Linked DNA regions of Homo sapiens: regions 2 and 3 are each linked to region 1. A link is a loop called in an ENCODE intact Hi-C map of the cell type or tissue named here. Cell type or tissue: IMR-90. All regions are shown on one strand.

Region 1 (8,000 bases):
CCCAAAGTGCTGGGATTATAGGCATGAGCCACTGCTCCTGGCCTATTTATTTTGAAATGTTAATTAATGGGAAAGGCCCTGATGATGGTATAAAACAGCAGCATTCTCTGTTGTTTAATGTTTGAGAACGTTGGTATATATAGGTGTGTTGAGTTTACTTATCACTTAAAAGTGAATTTTTTTTTTTTTTTAGACAGAGTCTCGCTCTGTCACCCAGGCTGGAGTGCAGTGGCACGATCTCAGTTTACTGCAACCCCCACCAATAGGTTCAACCAATTCTTATGCCTCAGCCACCCAAGTAGTTGAGATTACAGGCATGTGCCACCATGCCCGGCTAATTTTTGTATTTTTAGTAGAGATGGGGTTTTGCCATGTTGGCCAGGCTGGTCTCGTACTCCTGGCCTCAAGTGAAAAAGTGAATTTAAAAATAAATTATATGGCCAGTCATGGTGGGTCACATCTGTAATCTCAGCCCTTTGGGAAGCCGAGGGAGGCTGATTGCTTGAGCCTGGGAGTTCCAGACCAGCCTGGGCAATACAGAGAGACCCCATCTTTATAGAAGATACAAAAATTAGCCAAGCATGGGGGTGTGCACCTGTGGTCCCAGCTACTTTGGAGGTTGGGGTGGGAGGATCACTTGAGCCTGAGAGGTCAAGGCTGCAGGGAGCTGCAATTGCACCACTGCACTCTGGCCTGGGTGACTGAGTGAGACCCTGTCTCAAAACAAAAACAAAACAAAAATAATAACAATTTTAAATTAGTATTGTATAATACTCATGGTGACTGATAATGATATCTTTTCTTACCCCATCTTAGTCTTTTTAGAAGTTCACAGAACTTCAGATTTTCGTCTTCACATAGATGTCAAGGAAAATCAAGTCACTGAAAATTAATGACTGCTTTAAGTTTGTTTGATTAGCCCAGGGGACTTTGGTTGAGGAAAAAAACAACTTATAAATGATTTCTCTTAGAAGGTATTATTCCTGGACTAACACAGAAAATCAGGTGAGGAGTACAGTTTCTGAGCATAGAATTTTTACATAAGAATTAGTGTTCATCAAGACTTGTGCCTCTAACAAACTTTCATGTTCTAAACACAAAATATTGAGAGAAAAGTGTAGTCCATTTGAATACAAGCTTTTTTGTTTTTTTTGCTTAAAACTTTTTTGTGAGTAAGTAGGTTAAGACTTCAGACCTGAAACCCAATGAATTTGCTTGATATTTTGAGGCTAAATAATGTAATAGGTGGACCCAATTCTATTAGAAAGCATTTATTTTTCATTTGGCTTCTCATCAACACATGCTTCTCTCAGAAACTTGTTTATGAAGATGGCTAAGTATCACTAGCACAGGAAAGGGACTGCTAAGTTATAGGCAAGGGGATTTATATGACATATAAAATAAAGATTCCAGTTTCTGCTGACTCTTGTGAGGCAAGTAGTGGAAGAACCAATCTTGTGAACCCTATCGGTCCTTGTCAGCTGATGTGAATTTAACACACATTTGCCATCCTGGAAAAGTTATTGATCATGATTAATCTCTAAAATGTATTTTCCTAAACTTAAAAAGTGATACCACTTACCCTTAAGATTTATGCACTTTACTTGTGTTAGTGATGCCTCAATTAAAAAGTAATTTTTTTAAATAAAGAGATACTTTTTCATGTGAAACTTTTTTTCCAAGGAACCAAATATTGAACTGAATTCTTGACAGTGAGAGGTTTTGGCTGTTGATAATGATGTTACATACATGTTGTCAAATATGTGAATGAGAATCCCTGTTTGGAGTGGGATGTGGCATGGGGAGGTTGAATCTTGTCACCATTTGCCATTACAGCTTTAGTGGTATTGGAGGTTTATGTTATCACAAAGAAAACTTACCCTTTCTTCAGTATGTTAAAAGCTGGCTCACATGTTTAGGCCTGCTAATCTTACCCATAATCCATTCTTTACTATGTATTATTTTATTTTTACTCCTTGGACTTTTGAAAAACATTTCTTATATCTACCTGTAGCCTGTACAACATGTCTTCTTCTTCTTCTTCTTTTTCTTCCTCTTCTTCTTCTTCTTCTTCTTCCTCTTCTTCTTTCTTCTTTTCTTTTCTTTTTTTTTTTTTTTGAGACAGAGTCTTGCTCTGTCACCCAGGCTGGAGTGCAATGGCGCGATCTCGGCTCACTGCAACCTCTGCCTCCTGGGTTTTAAGCAATTCTCTCTGCCTCAGCCTCCCAAGTAGCTGGGATTACAGGCACCTGCCACCACGCCCAGCTAATTTTTGTATTTTTAGTAGAAATGGGGTTTTGCCATGTTGGCCAGGCTGATCTTGAACTCCTGACCTCAGGTGATTCACCTGCCTCGGCCTCCCAAAGTGCTGCAATTATAGGCATGAGCCACTGCACCCGGCCATCTCATTCTTCTTTAATGGAAGATATTGGAATCCAACTAGCCTTGTAGTTTCTCTCAAGAAGTTTCTTAAGTAATGTTGGCTTACCAATTGGGGCATAGTAGACCCCAAAATGTATCAGGATTGTAAATAAGTGCTAAGGCCTACTACAACTTGCTGTTTGGGAGAAAGGAAAGATGGGACAAGAAAGCAAGATGAACCAATAGTAATAAAATTGCTACATTTATGTGGCATTATATATTTTTCAAAGGCTTTTCCTGCTCTGAGACTTAAAGCATGATGGTGCCAGAAAGGAAACACATTCTTTAACCAAGCCAGGTCAATGCTATATTTAAGTATCCAACAGAATCAAACAGAAGGTGCTGGAAAAAAATCAGTATATTGATTTCACTAAGCCTGAGGTGGCTGTTCTAAATTTTGCAAGCATGAAATTCATACCAAAAAGTGATATTTTGAAAAAATTACTACATTACTCGATAATAAATTTCAACTATGAATTGGACCACTTCTTTCTTGACCAAATCATTGACCAAATTTTGTTTTGTCTGTCAGTTCTACTCTCCATACCTAACGTGACTACTGCTATTATCACTAATAATCATAATTTATAGATTTACTTTATTAAAGTTAAAATACTAATTGATAGTATATACCATAAAGTCAACTCACTGGCTGTCATTCAATATGCCTTGCCTTTGAGTAATGATCATGATTTATTAAACATGCAGATTTTCAGGCTATATAGTTCAGTGGATTAGAACAAGAGCTTAGTAATCAGACAAGTTGGGGTGAAAGCCTGGCCCTGCCACTTATGAGTCACCTATATGACTTTGGGTAAGTTATTTCATCTTTGTGTCTCAATTTCTTTATCTTCATCTTTGGGATAATAATACATCTCAGGATTGTTTTGAGGATTAAATGAGATAGTCCACAAAAAGTCTTGACCCAGAGCTTGTACCCAGTAAGAGTTTAGCTAGCTATTATATAATTATTATTATTATAGCTAACTTTCTCCTATATGTCAAAAGATACTGAAAATTCAGTTGGATAGCTTTGTAATAAGAATTAAGGACTGAGAATACAGTGGCCCAAAGAAAACAGAACTATGAGCCAATAATTCCAGATTATGATTGCCTGGTTGCCATATGATAAGTGCATTCATTTTACAATATATTTATCCACATACTACCAAATACCTAGGTTTATATATTTTGAATTATGTCAAAATCTCATTACTGTTGAAAATATTCCCACTCAGCAGGTTCCATTTTAGTACCAGTTGAACAATACCAGTGGTAGATGGAATGTGTTAGTGTGAAGCTGGAATGACTGCTGACAGGCTGTAATTTGCTTTATGAAGTGTGGGTTGTCACATATACAATTATCTGGTTTATATTTGTTGCTGCCAGCCCTACAGTTTGTTAACATCCAGGAGTTATGCCTTTATGTGAAACCTAAGAAGGGTTAAAAATCCCAGCATTTTCTTACAGGGTGGGAGAGGAGAAGACAGTGGCTGCTTTTTTTTTTTTTTTCTCTTTTCTTGTTTCTTTTTCTTTTCTTTTTTTAAGAACTAGGATGATGCTACACACTACAGCTCACCCTACTGGTCAAAATTAAAAACTGCATTACAAAGGACCATTTTCTTGAGGGAAAAAAAGAAAAAAAGAACTTTTCAATTAGCTCCCACTGACATTTTCCTGTCCAATCCACCACTGACAGATATAGTTCATTCTGAGAATATCATTAAGCTATGCTGCCCTTTCGGTTGTTGGATTCACAGGTGTTGTTATAGTGATTATACTAAGAGTGTCTAATCAATTTGGCTCCATTTGTGATTATTTAGACTGTGCCACTCTCCTCAAATGTTATCTCTAAAGGTTCTTAAGAAGGCTGTTATTCTTAGCATGATTACATAATTAGCAAACAGTAAAAAACTGTAGTTTTTTACTAAGCTAAGCTAAAAACTGTAGTCTTAGGTTCAATTTACTTCTTGTACATTTGAGATCCAGTTGGAGCAACTTTTTAAAAGAATGATAAATGGAAACTTTCTTTACCTGACCTATCATTTATTCTGTAGACTTAATGACATTCAGTACCATTACACTCACTGCCAGGGCTTTGGGGGGAAAAAAGGAATATTTATACATTGAATTATAGATAGGTGTAGTAAAGGAAAAAAAAAAGAGAGATAGGCAGAAAGTCCGACTGTATAGAACAGAGAAGAATTTGAGTCCTTCACTATACATGGATTAATCACAAGAACTAACCACACAGATCCAAATGGATATTTAGAAATTGGTGAAGCCTCTAGGATGTTCTCTGGAAAACACAGTACATTTTCTAATGCATGAATATGTGCAAAATGGTATGTAATTTATAATGGAAGTGTTGACAGAATTTTAGTTTTGGTGCAGCAAATGTGCTCTATAATATACTTATGTGTGAGTAACATTTCATATATGGTCACATCTGTACCCAACATATATCTTTAGTTGGTATTAGATTCAATAACTTAGTTGAATGGTTATAATAAGGACCAATAAGCTGCAGTTTTGCTAACCTTACTATAGTTCAGCTTTGGGAGCTGTATTACTATTAAATTGGCCCATGAAAATCTGGCAATATTAATGCTATCAAGCATGAAAACTAACTGGACTTGGATCAGGGAGCTTTATTTATAGCATTTTAGTGAGAATTTATTAGTTTAAAGAGGGAGCTGTATTTCTTATGGGATCTTAAATATTAAATAGAATAGGAAGTCATGTGTTTCCTTCCAACAACAACAATAATTTAAAATTTTTCAATTTTAAATTAATCTAAATTTCCTTATATAATCCAGAGATACTTGGTGAAGTAATAGCAAACCCTAGTGTTTTGTTGTTGTTGTTGTTGTTGTTCTTTTTTGTTTGTTTGTTTTTGAGATGGAGTTTCACTCTTGTTGCCCAGGCCGGAGTGCAATGGCACAATCTCGGCTCACCGCAACCTCTGCCTCCCGGGTTCAAGCGATTCTCCTGCCTCAGCCTCCCAAGTAGCTGGGATTACAGGCATGCACCACCATTCCTGGCTAATTTTTTTGTATTTTTAGTAGAGACAGGGTTTTCCATGTTGGTCAGGCTGGTCTCAAACCCGAAACTCAGGTGATCTGCCTGCCTCGGCCTCCCAAAGTGCTGGGATTACAGGCATGAGCCACCACGCCCGGCTGCAAACCTTAGTTTTTAACCACGCCATATAAACAGTTGGTTGCAAATATGAATAGAGTCTTTATAATATAGCTCACAATTAATTTGAAGAGAAATAAAAGACGATGATGTAGACTAACAAAAAAAATCGAGACTTTACATATTGAATAAGCAAACATATATGTTTTCTCTGTTATTTGTTATTTTCTCACTTTTTTTAATGCTTAAACCATTTTCTGTCTTTTTAAATTTCTTTCTCATTTCTCTGGTAAAATTGTCATTATGGCCTGTTTTTGTCTCAAAATAGTATCTGCAAATTCAGGACTAAACGGATTTGCTGTGAACTAAAATAGTTACAAGGGGAACATCATCATGGTTCATTTTTCTCCCTGTTTTATTTGGAATTGAATTAGTAAATGAAGTTTTAGCAGTTTAATTCACTTCTCCATAAAGTTTATGGAGCAGCAACAGCTGGTTGAATCTGTGGCAGAAAAAGCCAACTTCTAGTGGCCAAGACTATTGTTTCAGAATTAAGGGGGAAAACTCATTAACTGTTAATGAAAACACAGGGAATAAAAACAAATAGCACAGAAACCCTAGGAAATAATTACCTTACACCTGACACAAAGCTGCTTTATCTTTCTGCTCCAACCCTCAGAAATTCACAACTTATCACTCTGTGGAGCATGAATGAAATTGAGTTTGACTCTCAGAAAAGAATAGAGAAATCATCCTGCTTATGGGCCCCTCAACATGTACTGGGTGGAGAACCTGCCATTGAATATACCAAGGAGTGTATCTAACGCCCAATTCTTATGACACTTAGGCTACAGGAGCAAATTACCTGCTAATAGCAGGTGAACCCTTGATATAGTTCCACTAGATCTTGTTTAGAAATACAAAGAGAAAGGACTGAAGGTAGTGGATGTGATTAATGGAGATATGATGTGTTAGAATATATATCTGTATAGAAATATATTGATTCTGAGGGAGTTGCAGTGGGAAAATGTGTCTCCAGTGGCAAGGGGTCTTGCTTGTGAGAAATCCACTCTAAGCAGATAGAGTTCTAAGCCCTAATTGTAGAGCTGCTGAGTGGAAATGTCTGTCACTATAGTTTGTGATCATTTATGTCTGATCCCACTGGACTACAGTTGTGGCCATTTAGAACTGCAATTGTCAGAGCTATAGACAAATCCAGAGAACACGTACAGTTATGTTTTAAAGAAAAATGATGTTCTTAAACAAATCCAAAATGACCACAATAATTGCTGTTCTTCTATAAAACTTTTCACCCATGCATCCTCAGTAGTTGTAATCATTTCAATTACATGGGAGTGTATATTTATATGGTATTATAGCCTTGTTTCTGTGTGTGCCCAAGGGAACTGGGTCACTTGATATGACACTAAAAACACTTATAACAACATCTCCATCATCAGGAACTAATTGCACTTGGGTGTAAAGCTTATTTCTAAATGTTCCCGCACCACAACCATTTGTACTACTGACCTAGGCTCTGTTTTGCTGCATTGAGTTGTATATCTATGTCGTTGTGTACTTTACAGAGGAACTGTCTCATGTTTGACACCAGGGGTGGCTGTTGAAAGCACACCTTGGGTGACTATACTCAGAAACCATAGGAATCACGTGGAAGTGACTTTTCCATCTGAAGTTAGGAAAGCAAGTGCCAAATCCAGGCAGGTGTTTTGGGTAAGACTTTAAAAACTGAGACTGTGAAGGCAATGTGATACCCTGGATTGGATCCCAAAACAGAAAAAGTACATTAATGGAAAACTTGTGAAATCCAAATAGAGTCTGTAGTTTAGTTAATAGCAATATACCAATGTTAATTTATTGGTTTTGGCAGATAGACCTCAATTATGTAAGAAGTTGACATTGGGGGAAACTGGGTGAAGGGTATGTAGGAACTCTGTACTATCTTTGCAACACTTACATAAATCTAAAATTATTCCAAAATAAAAAGTTCACTAAAAAAAAAAGCCCTTCCTGATCTGCATGTTTTTTAAAACACTTAGAATGTGAGCATGTACTTTTTTTCTTTCTTCTTTTCTTTCTTTTCTTTTTTTTTTTTTTTGAGGCAGGGCTCACTCTGTTGTCTAGGTTGGAGTGCAGTGGCACAGTCATGGCTCACTGCAGCTTTTACCTCCTTGGCTCAAACGATCCCCCCATGTCTCAGCCTCTCAAGTAGCTAGGACCACAGGCACAAGCCACCATGCCTGGCTAATTTTTCTACTTTTTGTAGAGATGGGGTATTGTCATGTTGCCCAGGCTGGTCTTGAACTCCTAGGCTCAAGCCATCCACCTGCCTTGGCCTCCCAAAGTGCTGGGATTATAGGTGTGAGCCACTGTGCCTGGCTAGGTTCTTTTTCTTTAATGGTGGATTTGCCACATTTTTGAAG
Region 2 (8,000 bases), 140 kb before region 1:
TTCCCTTCCTACTATTCCACCCACTCAGATCTTCTACTCCAAGCTATTTGTAAGCTCATTCATTCATCCAACACATATGGGACACCAATAGCGTGCAGAGCACCACATAGGCATGGGAGAGAACTGACCACTTCTTCCTTGGCACCCCAGTGTTCCCTATGCAGACTTCTGTCACAAACCTAACAGCATTTTATTGCATTTATTTGATATGTCTTCAGATATCTCCCTTTAAAAGACAATACACAGCTGAGGGAAGGAATTGTACTAGTATTTTTTTTTTTTTTTTGAGACGGCGTCTGGCTCTGTCACCCAGGCTGGAGTGCAATGGCGTGATGTCAGCTCACTGCAATCTCCACCCCCCGGGTTCGAGCGGTTCTCCTGCCTCGGCCTCCTAAGTAGCTGGGACTACAGGCGCCCGCCAGCATGCCCAGCTAACTTTTTTTAAAAATATTTTTAATAGAGACGGGGTTTCACCATGTTGGCCTGGATGGTCTCGATCTCCTAACCTCGTGATCTGCCCGCCTCGGCCTCCCAAAGTGCTGGGATTACAGGCATGAGCCACCGTGCCCGGCCTAGTATTTGTTTTTATCCTAAGTGTCTAGCCAGGGTCTGGTATATGGGAAATATTCAGTATATGTTGACTAAATGGAATGAACACAGAAGGTTGAGAGGACAAGGACGAATTAATCAGAGAGATCCATGTTTTGGAAAGAAAATAGATCTAAGTTTTTCTTCTGAGTATCTTGGGCTTAGGGAAACTTTCAAAATAATCCTGGGTTTGGAAATTTGACCTCTTCAACCTTGACATTGCTACAGCCTCAGTGTGGTTGCTGGGCTGTTAATAGTGTCACAAAGATATTTGACAGGACTGAGGACAGCTGATATGTCATCATTTTGAGCACCACATAGGGCATTTATCAGTGATAGAATATTGCTTAGAAACTGCTGCAGCAATGCATTTTGTTAGTTGATTTGTAAAATTATTAATATACCTAACTGTTCATATTTTTCTGTGCATTTAAAAGACACTTTATTAAGGTATAATTGACACACAAAAAGCTGAACATATTTAATGTGTACAACTTGATTAGTTGTATATTTGTGAAGCCTTCACCACAGTCAATGCCATAAACATATCCACACCTCCAAAAGTTTGTGTGCATTCTTGAACAGAGCCATCAAATGTTAAAAGTGAAAATACTATAGAAGGGAGTTTGCCCCTTTCTTTTTACAAATGAGGAATGGGAGCCCAGAGACTGAGCAAGGGTGTATTACCAGCTAATGGAAGAGCTGGGATTAGAATCAAGGCCTCCCAATTCACAATAAAGGCTTAGAAACCAGGGAGAAGATGGCAGTGGCTGTGTAAGAGTTACTTCTCTCTTATTCAGGGGACTTGAGCATTTTTTCCTAGTTCCTATACACAGAGGCATTCCTTTCTCTTTCTCTCTCTCTTTTTCCTTCCTTCCTTCCTTCATTTATTTCTATTCCTAACATTTAGAGTATGGGATACTTATGGTGTAGCAGGAAAGAGTTTATACACATTCTCTCATTTAATCTTTTTATTTTGAGATGGAGTTTCGCTCTTATCACCCAGGCTGGAGCACAATGGCACCATCTCGGCTCACTGCAACCTCCACCTCCTGGGTTCATGCCATTCTCCTGCCTCAGCCTCCTGAGTAGCTGGGATCACAGGCATCTGCCACCATGCCCAGCTAATTTTTGTATTTTTAGTAGAGACAGGGTTTCACCAAGTTGGCCAGGCTGGTCTCGAACTCCTAACCTCAGATGATCCACCTGCCTCAGCCTCCCAAAGTGCTGGTATTACAAGCATGAGCCACCATGCCTAGCCCTCTCATTTAATCTTCACTACAACCCTATGAAGTAAACATAATAATAACAACAGCAACAGTTATTATTCCCATTTTGTAGAAGAGGTACAAGGAAGTCAAACAACTTGCCCAAGATCCCGAAATCAGTAAGTGGCAGGGTTGGAATTCAAACTCAAATATGTCTCACTGTAGAGTCCATGCTCTTAACCATGGCTCTATAATTTTTGTTTGTTTCTTTGTTTGTTTGTTTTTAACAGCGTTACTCAGACTTCAGCAATGCCCCACTATGGAGAACTGGGCTCACTTGCTGATAGAGGAATCACCCTTGCTAAGTAGGTACCAGACTCCATCCTATTTTGTATACATCTCCACTATAGCCCGTTTGTAATTATTTGTTTTATTCCCATCTCTTACATGAGAGTAGAAGCTGAAGAAATCGTGTCTTTAATCATTTTATTTTCAACACCTAGCACAGAGAAGGTGTGTCATATGTGCTGAATAAATGAAGAGCTGAATGAAACCCTGACACAGCTCCCAGGGTTATCCAACACTAACAGAATGACTCAGAGCCTCTGAATTGGGGACTTGATCCACTACATCTGTTCTCTCGGCTTGGTTTCCTTGTGGGAGAAAGAACAACCTCGTTCATGCCCTACCAAATACAAATGTCAATAGATAATCTTCCAATCTCTGAAGCCAGAATTTGGCCTATGTACTCCTTTGCTGGGTGCATTTTGGCCTAGAGGCATGGCATGGGCAGTGAGGATCGTAGCCGTAGAACCCAGGGGCCATGGTGCCTTACGTATCAATACGCACACATTCGATGCGGGAAGATGGCTCTGCTCTCTGGGGTAATGCAGATCCCTTGGGGAGGTCTGTGCATGGGGAAAAGAGCAGTGGTGGTGTGGTGCCCCTCCCCAGTTCAGCAGTACTTTGATGTCTGAAGCCAGGAATCAGTCTCCTTGGTGGCTTGGCTGGACCTTCCCAAACCATGAATGACCTAACCTGGCATCATGGGCCTCATAAGAAAATTATAGGGCTTATTGGCTGCTGAAGGCTAACTTGTTTTTTGTTGTTGTTGTTTGTTTTTTGTTTCGTTTTGTTTTGTTTTGAGATGGAGCCTCGCCCTGTGGCCCAGGCTGGAGTGCAATGGCGTGATCTCGGCTCACTGCAACCTCCGCCTCCCGGGTTCGAGTGATTCGCCTGCCTCAGCCTCCCGGGTAGCTGGGATTACAGGCGCGTGCCATCATGCCCAGCTAATCGGGTGCGGGTGGCTCACACCTGTAATCCCAGCACTTTGGGAGGCCGAGGCGTGTGGATCACAAGGTCAGGAGTTCAAGACCAGCCTGGCCAACATGGTGAAACCCCATCTCTACTAAAGAGGCTAACTTGTTATTTTTCACAAGACTAATTTCCCCAAATCCAGTTTCCTTTTACACAAGACTAATTTCCTTCTCCCAGTTTCCATACTGGGAGAAGGGTCCATGGCGCTGGCCCTGACGTGTGACATGAGCCCCTGCAGTACCCACTCTGATTCAAAACTTCTGTGAGGGAAGGCGCTGGTCCAGGGACCATATTCAGGTCCCTGTTGGGTTAATCACCTCTGCATTGGGTCTGTTTAGATGCTTCTAGTCAAAGCCTGATGAGCCCAACGCTGGCCTCCCCACACCGAGCTCCCTTTTCCTGCGAAGGGAACTGATCAGGCCCAGGCCTGGCTAGGCAGGGTGGGTTGCCATCCAGGTCTTTGCCCTTTCTAATGACATGAGAGCTCCAAACTCCCACTGGGAGACAGGCCTGCTGTCCACAACCCTCTCCAAGAATGCACTCTCCCATGGGAAAGGGCATGGGCCCTTCCACCCTGAGCCCCCAAGAGAGGCGCAGACAGTCACAGGAGGGTAAAGAACGGTCCCCATACTATAAATATTTCTCAAACGTCTCCTGTAAATCTCCAGATGTGTCATCAGGGCACAGGGAAGAGATCTTGAATTAGAGCCGATTAGAGACCATATTCTCCCAGAGGAGGGCAAGCCTGCCCGTCAACCGAGCCCCACTTGGCCGCCGGGACCACCTCGGGAGGAAGCGTCTCCTGACAGCTTTCCTGGAGGCTGCCCCGTACCCTTCCGGGGCGCTGAGGGCTCTGGGAAGCACAGACACCATTTCCCCTTTGCCCTCCTGCCCTTTGTGGTGACAGCTCCGGAGTCGTCCCCGGGTGTGCCCTCTTCCGAGGTGAGTGGGGGGACAGGGAGCGCGCGGAGGGAGAACCGAGACGTGGCAGCAGCAAACTGCCCGGGCGGATGGGTGATTTACGAAGTGCTGAAAAGCATCTTCGAAGCTGTCATTTATCTTACAGCTCTCAGCCTAAATAAACACTGAATCCGCCTAATTATAGTTACAGTGGAAACACAACACCCGAACCTCCTCGCCAGCGCTGCCGGCCCGGCTCCGGCGCGGCTCCACCCCAGGCCTGGCTCCCACGTCAGCCCACAGCTGCACCCTAGCGGCGGCCTCTGCGCCCGCGGCTCCCGCATTCCCGCGCGCCTCTCCGGGCGCGCCTTCGTCCCTTCGCCCCTCTCCCTCTCACTATCTCACGCAGGTACAGTCCTGAAAACAATTTCGGTCAAGAACAGAGGCACCATCTCCATCCTGCTGGGAAACTGCACCTGCGGCATTCCTTCAGCTGCGGTGGGGGCTGGGGCTGGAGAGGACCCTTGACCTGGATGCTCCCACTCTTTCCCAGTCCTGGGATTCCTTGGTGTGTGGTCAGCTGGTCTGGCCTGGCCCAAGGGTCTACTGCAAGGGCAAGGGAACTCTCTCTTTGCCAGATCAGGAAAAGCAGCGCGGGGGTGGGGGTGGGTGGGGGGCTGGGGGTGGGATTGGGGGGCTGGGGGATGGTGGTTAGGAATCACTTAGGGTAGAGAAAGGACATTCTTTTTGTTCCCTGGTGATTTTGTGTCCTCCCAAGGAGAGGGGAAAGGTTCCTCCTGCCTGATAGTCCTTCCTTTCTCTATTTCTGTTCCTGGCCCTGAACTTGGAACCTCCCTTCCTCTTTGACATATGGGAGGCCTCCTGTCTTTAGAGATTCTTCTAACCTAGACTTCAAAGTGAGACAGGAGTTGGGTAGGACTTGTTTTGCAAGGTACAGGTCACAAAGATCCATCTGATAAAATGAGATGTAAAAAAGCTGGCCAAAACCTACCAAAACCAAGATGGTGACGAAAATGAGCTCCAATCATCCTCACTGCTCATTATACATTAATTATAATATATTAACATGCTAAAAAACACTCTACTAGTGCCATGACAGTTTACAAACACCATGACAATGTCTGGAAATTACTCTATATTGTCTGAAAGAGGAAGGAACCCTCACTTCTGGGAATTCCCCCACCTCTTTCCTGGAAAATTCATATGACCAATAAACAACCGTAAAAATAGCCAACCAGCAGCACTTGGGGCTGCTCTGCTTATGGAGTAGCCACCCTTTTATTCTTTTACTTTTTTTTTTTCTTGAGACAGAGTCTTGCTGTGTTGCCCAGGCTGGAGTGCAGTGGCATGATCTCGGCTCACTGCAACCTCTGCCTCCTGAGTTCAAGCAATTCTCCTGCCTCAGCCTCCTGAGTAGCTGTGATTACAGACACCCACCACCACACTCAGCTAATTTTTGTACTTTTAGTAGAGATGGGGCTTCACCATGTTGACCAGGCTGGTCTAGAACTCCTGACTTCAGGTGATCCACCTGCCTCAGCCTCCCAAAGTGTTTGGATTACGGGCGTGAGCCACCGCACCTGGACTATTCTTTTACTTTTTTAATGAACTTTCTTTCACTTCACTGTATTGGTTCACTCTTGAATTCCTTCCTGCATGAAGTCAAGAACCCACATGAACCCCAATTTCCCAAATTTGGAGGTCCAAAATTGGGGTTTATCCTGTGACAAAAGCAGAGGCAGATGCTTCAGAAGCAATCCGACTTGGATGCCCCAGAGTGGTTCTGAATGAAGCCATCATCCACTGGGGCACCTTCTCTAACTTAGTCTTTGTCCTTGGGGAGGTAGAGCTTAGGGCTTAGGGCGAGGGCTGGATTTGACACAGCAAAAGCACCCAGTTATTCTAACAACCATGGGACTCAGCCCCATGCCTGATGGAATCATAGTCCCTGAAACTCTGCAGAAACCAGTTTCCTAAAAGTGAGAATTTCAGAGCCCAAGGGGTTGCATTAACAGGGGCAGATCTAGATTTCATCCACATGGTATTAACTTACATGCTAGCATATAAATTACACTAGGCATGTAACTCACCCTTAATTTACTGCTGTCTTTTTGGGTGTGCAGGGTCTTGTTCTTATAGATACATTTGGAGATCTAATAACAAAGTAAAGGAAGGATTCCTCAATGGCAGGTGTAATCTGAGTAGCCTCCTGGAGGATGTGGTTTGGAAAAGAGTATAAATAAAAAAGGGGCTGCCACCTACAAGTTGAATAGGAATGGAGAGGAGACTTTGTAGAAAGAGAAACTGGGAGTGAGCATATAAGAAAGGACAGAAGAGGAAATAACTCTGCCTGCTCATTAAGAGCCCAGGCTGGGAATTCTTAATCCTGATTTTACTTCCGCAGTCACCCCTGACTTGCTGTATCAGAGAGTTATGGAATGTAGTCCTGCTTCAGTTCCAGCATTGAAACCAAGCCAGAGCAGCCAAGGCTGTGAACCCACATAACTGCGAGGGGCTTGGGTTCAGGCGAGAGGCTCTGGGTTTTAGCTTTTCCATGACACCAGCAGCCTCCCTGCTAGTCTATGGGTCCCTTCCCTCTCCAAAGAGCAGGATTTGCCCACCCAAATCTAGTCTACTTAGCCTAGTCTCTGAATTCTATCTGAAGGAGAAAGGCAGGGCCTTTTTTATGGTACGCATCGGAGTGTAATAAAAGAGAGATCCATTTTTTTTTTTTTTGAGACGGAGTCTTGCTCTGTCGCCCAGGCTGGAGTGCAGTGAGGCAATCTCGGCTCACTGCAAGCTTCGCCTCCTGGGTTCATGCCATTCTCCTGCCTCAGCCTCCCACGTAGCTGGGACTACAGGTGCTTGCACCACGCCCGGTTAATTTTTCGTATTTTTAATAGAGACAGGTTATCATCGTGTTAGCCAGGATGGTCTCGATCTCTTGACCGTGTGATCCACCAGCCTCGGCCTCCCAAAGGGCTGGGAATTACAGGCGTGAGCCACCGCGCCCGGCTCCCCCCCTCCTTTTTGTTTTTCACTATTTACACTACTGCTTATCCACTAAAGTAAGATAAAAATACCTGTTCCCTGCCTGGTTCCCAGAGCACCAATTCAAATGAATGAGGATGTAAAAGCTCATGGTAAGAAAATCTCTCCCTAGGTAGTTTCAGATGAAAGAACAGCTCTTTAGCACTTCTAGTGAGTTAGACAATGAGGGCTCTCCTTATAGCCGGCTGGGGTAATCTCTGCATTTTTTTTCTTTTAAATAAAAGAGAGGCATAAAGCCTCAGTACAGTTGAGTGACTTTCCAGAAGTCACATAGTAAATCACTGTTGAAGACTTGACCCTTTGTTTATTGGATCACAAATGCATTTTAAGAATATTTGGTTTGCATTCACTCTTTGAAGGCCAAGGCAGAAGAAAAGCATGTTTTAAAATGACATATCTACAGGTAGATGAGAAAATACTTTTTTTTTTTTTTGAGGCGGAGTTTCGCTCTTGTTGCCCAGGCTGGAGTGCAGTGGCATGATCTCCGCTCACTGCAACCTCCGCCTGCCGGGCTCAAGTGATTCTCCTGTCTCAGACTGCTGAGTAGCTGGGATTACAGGCACCCGCCACTACGCCCGGCTAATTTTTGGTATTTTTAGTAGAGAGGGGGTTTCACCATGTTGGCCAGGCTGGTCTCAAACTCCCGACCTAAGGTGATCCGCCCACCTCGGCCTCCCAAAGTGCTGGGATTACAGGTGTGAGCCACTGCACCTGGCCGAGAAAATACATTTTTAATAGAAAGGGGAAAACTCTCCTGATTTCTGCCTTGCTGAGTCTCTTTAGGTTTTGTGGGTCTTTCTGCCTTTCCTGCTTTTCCAATGTTCTCCCCTTGCATTGATTCTCCTTTTTCTTCCCTCCTGTCTCTTAGCAGTCCAGTCAGCAGTTTTGTCCCCAGGATGCTTTGCTTTTTTTTTT
Region 3 (8,000 bases), 190 kb before region 1:
TCAGCGGCCCATATGGCAGCAAAGCCTCCAGGGCCGGCGAAGTCCGGGTGGTACAAAGGTGACCCGATTGATGGCCGCTTCGCCCACGGCTCCGGCAAAAGTCGGGAGTTTGCAGGAAGCTGGGTCACCTCCCCGCCCCTCAGCAGAGGGTCTTTGGTCCTGAGCGGGTGGTTCTGGGGCCTCTGCTTGGAAATAGAGATGGGCAGGTCGAGGGAGAGAGTGTACAGCGAACAGAGGAGGGTGAAAGGAGAGGAAGCCTGTGGACAGTCTTCAGGGTCGTGGCGGGGGCAGAAGTTTACTGGAATTGGGAACAATCCAAGGGCTTCCTAGGCTTTTGCTTCTTATGACCGAAGCCGGTGTAGGACCTTTTTCCGAACTCAAGAAGCCTAGGGACGCGAGGCCTGGGGCTTGAGCCGGGCCTCTTTGGGAGCTGTAGGTGGCTCTCCAAGGAGTGGAGTGGGGTCGGGGATTTTCTCGGGAAGCAGGGTCCCGCACCCAGGGATGGTAACTGGCTTCCCAGTGGGCAAGAAAAGAGGCCAGCTGAGAAATGTGGCGCTGCCGGGACACCCATGGACTCGGGCTGCTGGGGTTTGGGAGACCATCCAAGCAGCAGCCGGGCGAGAAGCCCAGGGTGGCCCGGCAGCGTCGCGAGGCGCTGGACCTGCGGGGAGAGAAGGAGGAGCGAGGAGAGCGGGAGGGAGACAGGGAAGCAAAGACGATGCTCAAAATGGCGCTGGGGCCGGGCGGCGGGCCGGGGGGGGGGCGAGGGAAGAAGCTGTGGCCGCCATGACAGCCGCTGCAGGAGGCGCCGGCCCAGCCGGGATCTGCCCCCGCCCCTGCGTCCTCCCAGCTGGATTTTCCAGAGGCCAGGGAAGAAGGGGAGCCTGGGGGGTCCCACCTTCGTTTTAGTTAGTTTGATTTTTTTATTTTTAAAGTGGAGCCCAACGGACGCTGAGGACGCGAGATGGAAGGAGAGTCCGGGTGGATGTGGGAAGGGAAGGAGAGCGGCGGGTCTGCGGGCCTGGGTGTGCCTCATCCAGTCTGACTTTTGATTCTTCGCTGTGGGATTTGAAGCCAGGCCAGAGCTTTCTCTGAATGCAGACCCACCAGTCTTGACCAACAACTTCATTTCACGTATCAACACCATGTCCTGTCTATCCCCCACCACACCCTGCCTGGTTCCTTGTAAACCTGGTAAGCGGGAAGCAAGGATCGATCTCCCCCATCTGCCTCCTGGTTTGTTCTGGGAAGGTGGAGGTTTAAAGGTCCCCGGAAAGCCATCCATCCTCCTTAGGTTTCTTTAATATTTCTCCCGCTCAGAAACAGACACTACGGGGCTATCTCCCCGGCAGATGCTGCCCTTCTCAAAAAGCAGTTTATTTCCTGGGCCTCCAGACTTTCCCCTGGACCAACAGGACCGGGATTTAGAGTACCAGTCACCCAGAGGCAGCAATTGTCAGGATAAGCCAGGAGCCAACATAGGTTGTGACACAGAGGACTAGACAGGCCCTTTGCATATTTTAAAATGGGTCCCTCAGTGTGGGAAGTACACACCTCTTAGTTAGCTGGAACTTAATCCCTTAAACTGTCTTAATATAGAATTCATCTCGTGCATTAATCTTACATCATGTTAAATTGCACTTATTTCTCTCATAAATAAATATAGAACAATTAGATGTGTTATAATAATGTCATGTATCTTATTTTCCCTCATAAAATATATAGGTATGAAATAAATTCAATATATTAAAGTAGTAATACACAGCTTATTGGCTTATGTGTTTATTTTCCCCATAAATAAGGGAATATACAATATATTAAAACTACGCTATACATCTCATTGGGCTGTGTGTTTATTTCTCCATAAAATATGCCCACAGGCAGTGTTTAACATCTTAAAAATCACAGCACACAAGCCATCTCTACACTAGCAAAATGAACAGATATTTCAGCTGGGGCTTTGATTTCTATGGACAGTCAAACTAGATAATTTGGTCTAATTAAAAATGCTCTTGCAGCTAGCTATAGCAGGTTGTTACAAAGATCAAGAATATCACAAGGATCTTGCTAATGTCCTACCTTCCAGTTTCTTTGGTCAAAATGAGAGCACCCTTCCTCAATGCCAAAAAAATGCAGAGTTGGCTCTGCAGGAGAGAATTCCTATCCCCCATCATGGTCTGCAGCACTCAAGGGCCTCCGATGCACCAGTTCTCTGCAGCCTGGCTGCTCCATGGACCAGCAGCATCAGCACTACCTATGAGCTACTTAGAAATACAGAATCTTAGGCCCCTGAATCAGACCTACTGAATCAGAATTTGCAGTTTAGCAGCTCCCCAAGTGATTTATGTACACTTAAAAGTTTGAGAAGTACTGCTAGATCACAGTGCCACCTTGCTTTCTGCCTTCCTCCATGCTTCAGAATTTTTGACTCACTTTACCTGGCCCCTGCCTTCCAATTCTCCCAACCCAAACCAGTAGCTCAAATGGCAGGGAATCTTTGTTCCTGCCTGGGCCTGCATCAGTCCTGATTCCTTCCTGCCAAAGTAGTGGTGAGCCAACCAAAGGCTCAATGTACCTGTTTAGATTCAGGTACTTTGGATATCCTAGGGGTGAGAGGTCTTAGTCCAGGTGTTGTCTTTGGCTGATTATTGGAGAGGAGTTGAAACTCTTTTTACAGGAAACACAAAAGCGTTGCTGGCTGTCTTCTTTCCAAATTTATGAAACTCACCGTCTCTGATGATACCACGGCAGCACAAAGAGGCAATGAATTTGCAGAAGGAAGTGACTCCCATCTTCAATTTCCCTACCCAATTCAGATTCAAGGGAATGCCTGGCAATTTGGGATTCATAAAGGATTGCAATTCAGGATCCCTGTGTTCCGAATTAACTTCTTTTCCTTCTTTCATCTCTTGGGTCATCCTTTTTAGCTTGAGTTTTCCCAGTTGGCCATGGAGGAGTAAGGGGAAGAGGGGGTGGTTCCCAGATAGGGCAGCAGACCCCAGTGGTGGTGGCAGATTAGAGGGCAGCTCCAAGTGGCCGCACTCACTTATTCCATCCTGATTGGGGCAGGGTTCCTCTTGGGTCAGGACCAATTGTGAGTGGTCTGTAGCACAGAGTGGTTATAAATTCCCTGTGGTTGGAGTGGGAAGGTTTCAGTGCAGCCCGGAAAGCTGCTCGTCAGTCTGCCCTGCTCTTAGTGAATCATTCTTTTAAGAGGCATGTCCCATTAATATTACAGTGAAAGCAAAGGACCATTAGACTGAGGAATTACTCGCAATCATGGTAACCCTGAGTCATTAAAAAAAAAAAAAGTTAACTTATGCCTGAGCAAGTCTATTCCCCTTTCTGGACCTCAGTTTCTCTATCTGTGAAATAAATGTAAGAATTAAATGCCTCTAATGTACTCTACATTAATATATGCATATTCTTTAGTATATATTATTTAGTCTTCACAAACAATGTATTAACTGTTTATTATGGCCGATGTCTTGTGCTGTTAAGTAACTCTTGGTGTTTGACAGTGACCTACCTCACGTGAATCTGGTGGGGCCATTTTAACAAATTTTCTTTTATTTTTTGAGATAGGGTCTCACTTTGTCACCCAGGCTGGAATGGAGTGGTGCAGTCACAGCTCACCACAGCCTCAACCTCCTGGGCTCAAGTGGTCCTCCCATGTCAGCCATCCGAGTAACTAGGAGTACAGGTGCGAGCCACTAAGTTTGGCTAATTTTTTTTTTTTTTTTTTTTTTTTTTTTTTTACAGAGTCTCGCTCTTGTCGCCCAGGCTGGAGTGCAATGGCGTGATCTCGGCTCACTTCAACCTCTGCCTTCTGGGTTAAAGCAATTCTCCTGCTTCAGCTTCCTGAGTAGCTTGGATTACAGGCGCCCGCCATCATGCCCGGTTAATTTTTGTAGTTTTAGTAGAGACAGGGTTTCGCCATGTTGGCCAGGCTGGCCTCAAACTGCTGACCTCAGGTGATCTGCCCGCCTTGGCCTTCCAAAGTGCTGGGATTACAGGCATGAGCTACCGCAGCTGGCTGGCTATTTATTTATTTATTTATTTATTTTTGAGACGGAGGCTTACTCTGTTGTCCAGGCTGAAGTGCAGTGGCAGGATCTCGGCTCACTTCAACCTCCACCTTCTGGGTTCAAGTGATTCTCCTGTCTCAGCCTCCCAAGTAGCTGGGACCTCAGGTACCTGCCACCACGCCTGGCTAATTTTTATATTTTTAGTAAAGATGAGGTTTCACCATGTTGGCCAGGCTGGCCTCGAACTCCTGACCTCAAGTGATCCGTCCGCCTCGGCCTCCCAAAGTGCTGGGATTACAGGTGTGAGCCACCTCCCCTGGCCTTTTATTTATTTTATTTATTTATTTTTTACGGCTAGTTTTAAAATATTCTGTGGAGATGATATCTCACTGTATTGCCCAGGTTGGTCTTGAACTCCTGAGCTCAAGTGATCCTCCTGCCTCAGCCTCCCAAAGTGCTAGGATTACAGGCGTGAGCCACTGTGCCTGGTCAATACATTTTAATTAGTATCTTTACACCAATAATCATGCATTTATCTTTATTTAAATGAGTAGAGAGCAAAATCTTTTCAACAAGCAGGTAATCGGGTGCAGCATTGTCTGCCAGGTGCCTGGTATTCAATAAATATGAGTATTAAAAAGTATCCTAGCCAAGTTTTCCTTTGACTTTCATCCTCTGCCACCTCCCCCAACATTTGGTTATGTTTACTCTTTTTCTTTTGTTTTTTGTTTGTTTGTTTTTTTAAGTAGGCCATTTCATATAAAAAGAGCCACCAAACTTCTTTTTTGACATGATGTTCTAGACTTTAACAGTCCCTTTTAGTTATGTTTAATCTGGTTGCTGGGGCATCAGAGCATAGGCACAATTTCTGAGACTCCCTAAACAGCACTGCTGAATTCACCTACCCATCTTTACCCAAGTCTCTGACAAGCACTTGCTGGCCCCACTGCAGATCTTCTTGGGATGTACTCTCAGTCCTCACTTTGCAGAAGGTGGCCTGTAGGGCCTCAATTCATCTTCTGCCTGCTGAGGCTGATTATAGCCCAGATCCTCCACTGATCTCTCCAGCCCAGCTCTGCCTACCCCTCTTCTCTCCTCCAGCCATCCCTCTGTCCACATTCAGGGTAAGGTAGATATTTAGTGCCGGAAAGAGATCTTCCTCTTCAGAGGAGAGAATGAATAGTAAAGGAGCCCTCTTAAAACTTTCTCTCTCTCCGGGGCCGGGCGCGGTGGCTCACGCCTGTAATCCCAGCACTTTGGGAGGCTGAGGCGGGCGGATCACGAGGTCAGGAGATCGAGACCATCCTGGCTAACACAGTGAAACCCTGTCTCTACTAAAAATACGAAAAAATTAGCCGGGCGTGGTGACAGGCGCCTGTGGTCCCAGCTATTTGGGAGGCTGAGTCAGGAGAATGGCGTGCACCCAGGAGGCGGAGCTTGCAGTAAGCCGAGATCACGCCACTGCACTCCAGCCTGGGTGACAGAGCAAGACTCCGTCTCAAAAAAAAAAAAAAAACTTTCTCTCTCCCCCAACAACTGCAGAAAAATCACAATCTGTATAGTCATTCAGACCCAAATTCAGCTTGATCACTGTTTGGCTAAGATTTCCAAAGCAGATATTTTGGCCAAAAAAAAACTATTGCATTTAGATAAACTCGATTAAGTAGAAAATTATTTTAATTCTTCATGTCACGCTAACCTTTCCTTTTAGAAAGATCTCAGTCATTATTTAATCATGCCCCCAATTATTGACTCCAGATGGAAGTTTACATCTTGCTGATCTGTCTAGATCCAGAAGTCAGGTCACCTCTAGGATGGACAGTTTCCAAGCGAAATTCCTTAAGGAAGAAGAGACAACATCCTCCCTAGAAAACTTTTCCCCAATGTTTGGAAAATCAAGAAGTTCTTTCTAATATCCAACCACAAACCTTTCTGTTGCAATTTTAATAATTTGGATTCTTTATAGGCATAAAATATTAGGCTTTGGTTTTCAAGAAACCCTTCAGGTTAGAAGAAAATCCTTTGCCTAAACAGAGCCAATCTTCTCAATTCTCAATGAAATTTGCATATGATAAAGTACATATTATATTGTATAATATATGGTGCTATGTTACATGAAAATATAGCCTAAATGCTATTCTCCTCCTATCACACACACACACACACATAGATAGATAGATAGATAGATAGATAGATAGATAGATAGATAGATAAGTTTTTGTTCGTTTTTCGTTTTTTGTTTTTTGAGACAGAATCTCACTGTGTCACCCAGGCTGGAGTTCAATGGCGTGATCTCGGCTCACTGTAGCCTCCACCTCCCAGGTTCAAGCAATTCTCCTGCCTCAGCCTCCTGAGTAACTGAGACCACAGGTGTGTGCCACCACGCCCGGCTAATTTTTGTATTTTTAATAGACACAGGGTTTCACCATGTTGGCCAGACTGGTCTCGAACCCCTGACCTCTGGTGATCTGCCTGCCTCAGCCTCCCATAGTGCTGGGATTACAGGCATGAGTCACCGCACCCAGCCTACTTATTTCCATATTTTAATATGCTAGTTATATTAAAAAGCAGAAGACTGACTCATAGCATTTCAGAATGTGATTTAAAGTTAATATCATACATTTAGAGAGTTCCCTGTGGTTTGTATTTTCTTGTTTGCTTTAATCCTACTAACAAGGCAGCAAGATAAGTAGTATTAAACCCATTCTTTTTCTCCGAGGCTGAGACTAATAGAAATCAAGAAACTTGTCCAGGGCCACAATGCTAAGAAGTGGCCAAGCAAAGGCCAGGCACAGTGACTCCCGCCTGTAATCCCACACTTTGGGAGGCTGAGGCGGGTGAATTGCCCAAGCTTGGGAGTTCGAGACCAGCCTGTGCCACATGGTAAAACCCCATCTCTACCAAAAATACAAAAAATTAGCTGGGTATGTTGGCACACACCTGTGATCCCAGCTACTTGGGAGGTTGAGGTGGGAGGATTGCTTGGGCCTGGGAGGCAGAGGTTGCAGCGGGCCGAGATTGCGCCACTGCACTCCAGCCTGGGTGACAAAGTGAGACCCTGTATTAAAAAAAAAAAAAAAAAATGGCCAAGCAAGGGCTTGAACCCAACTATTCTGGCCCACATAGCTAGCACTAATCCCATTACAATATGTACTACATACAGTCTAAGGTTCTCAACCAGATTTATGACAGTTTAATTAGCTTGCATTAAAAGAAATATCCTTTCTCTAACAGCAACAAAAACAATTCATCTCATAGTGAAAAACTTGTGGTGGTGCATGCTTGTAGTCCTACCTACTCAGGAGGCTGAGGTGGGAGGATCGCTTGAGCCCAGGAGGTCAAAGCTGTAGGGAGCCGTGATTACACCATTGCACTCTAGCCTGGGGCAACAGAGCGAAACCCTGCCTGAAAAAAAAAGAAAGAAAGAAGGAAAAAATTATGAATATTCTTTACTTCCTAAGCCCCAACTTTTTTTTTTTTTTTTTGAGTCTTGCTCTGTCGCCCAGGCTGGAGTGCAATGGTGCGATCTCAGCTCACTGCAACCTCCGCCTCCCGGGTTCAAGCGATTCTCCTGCTTCAGCCTCTTGAGTAGCTGGGATTATAGGTGCCTGCCACCACACCCGGCTAATTTTTGTATTTTTTAGTAGAGATGGGGGTTTCACCATGTTGGTCAGGCTGGTCTTGAACTCCCGACCTCAGGTGATCTGCCCTCCTTGGCCTCCCAAAGTGCTGGGATTACAGGCATGAGCCACCTCACTGGCCTAGCCCCAACCTTTGATCTTGGGTTTGGCCTCCCTAGATTTGGGCTGGGGAGAGCAGATAGAGACATTTAAGGTCTAATGAGAGAATTTAGATTGCTCCTGCCAAGCCCCCAGCTGAAGCAGCTTCCTTCACAGAAAGGACCAGAATCTGAGGTTAAACTTCTAATATATCCCCATTCTGGTTAGATAGTTTCCTTGCCTGCATTCTCAG

What was found. Peaks named below come from ENCODE experiments on the same cell type or tissue, not always from the same donor. Only the 100,000 strongest peaks of a DNase experiment are listed, where the experiment ranks them.
Region 2: it touches region 1 in a loop (5-fold over the local background); 10 of 110 quality-filtered maps call a loop at or near these places.
Region 3: it touches region 1 in a loop (5-fold over the local background); 2 of 110 quality-filtered maps call a loop at or near these places.

What each region holds. Positions count from the first base shown.
Region 1 is chr17:48,348,016-48,356,015 of GRCh38, reverse strand. The region is part of intron 3 of SKAP1 (src kinase associated phosphoprotein 1); the gene reads left to right. Among named protein-coding and RNA genes, the nearest start is that of SKAP1-AS2, 58 kb to the right of the region's middle. In IMR-90, a CTCF peak has its summit at 4,005; a DNase peak (open chromatin) is centred at 3,985; H3K27me3 peaks cover 2,955 bases.
Region 2 is chr17:48,489,007-48,497,006 of GRCh38, reverse strand. No RefSeq gene overlaps it. Among named protein-coding and RNA genes, the nearest start is that of HOXB1, 38 kb to the left of the region's middle. In IMR-90, a CTCF peak has its summit at 4,334; DNase peaks (open chromatin) are centred at 2,396 and 4,266; H3K4me3 peaks cover 486 bases; H3K27ac peaks cover 767 bases.
Region 3 is chr17:48,534,567-48,542,566 of GRCh38, reverse strand. No RefSeq gene overlaps it. Among named protein-coding and RNA genes, the nearest start is that of HOXB-AS1, 5.8 kb to the left of the region's middle. RefSeq lists an enhancer at 5,346-5,640. In IMR-90, no CTCF peak of the experiment used is centred here; DNase peaks (open chromatin) are centred at 686 and 3,206; H3K4me3 peaks cover 1,551 bases; H3K27ac peaks cover 2,626 bases.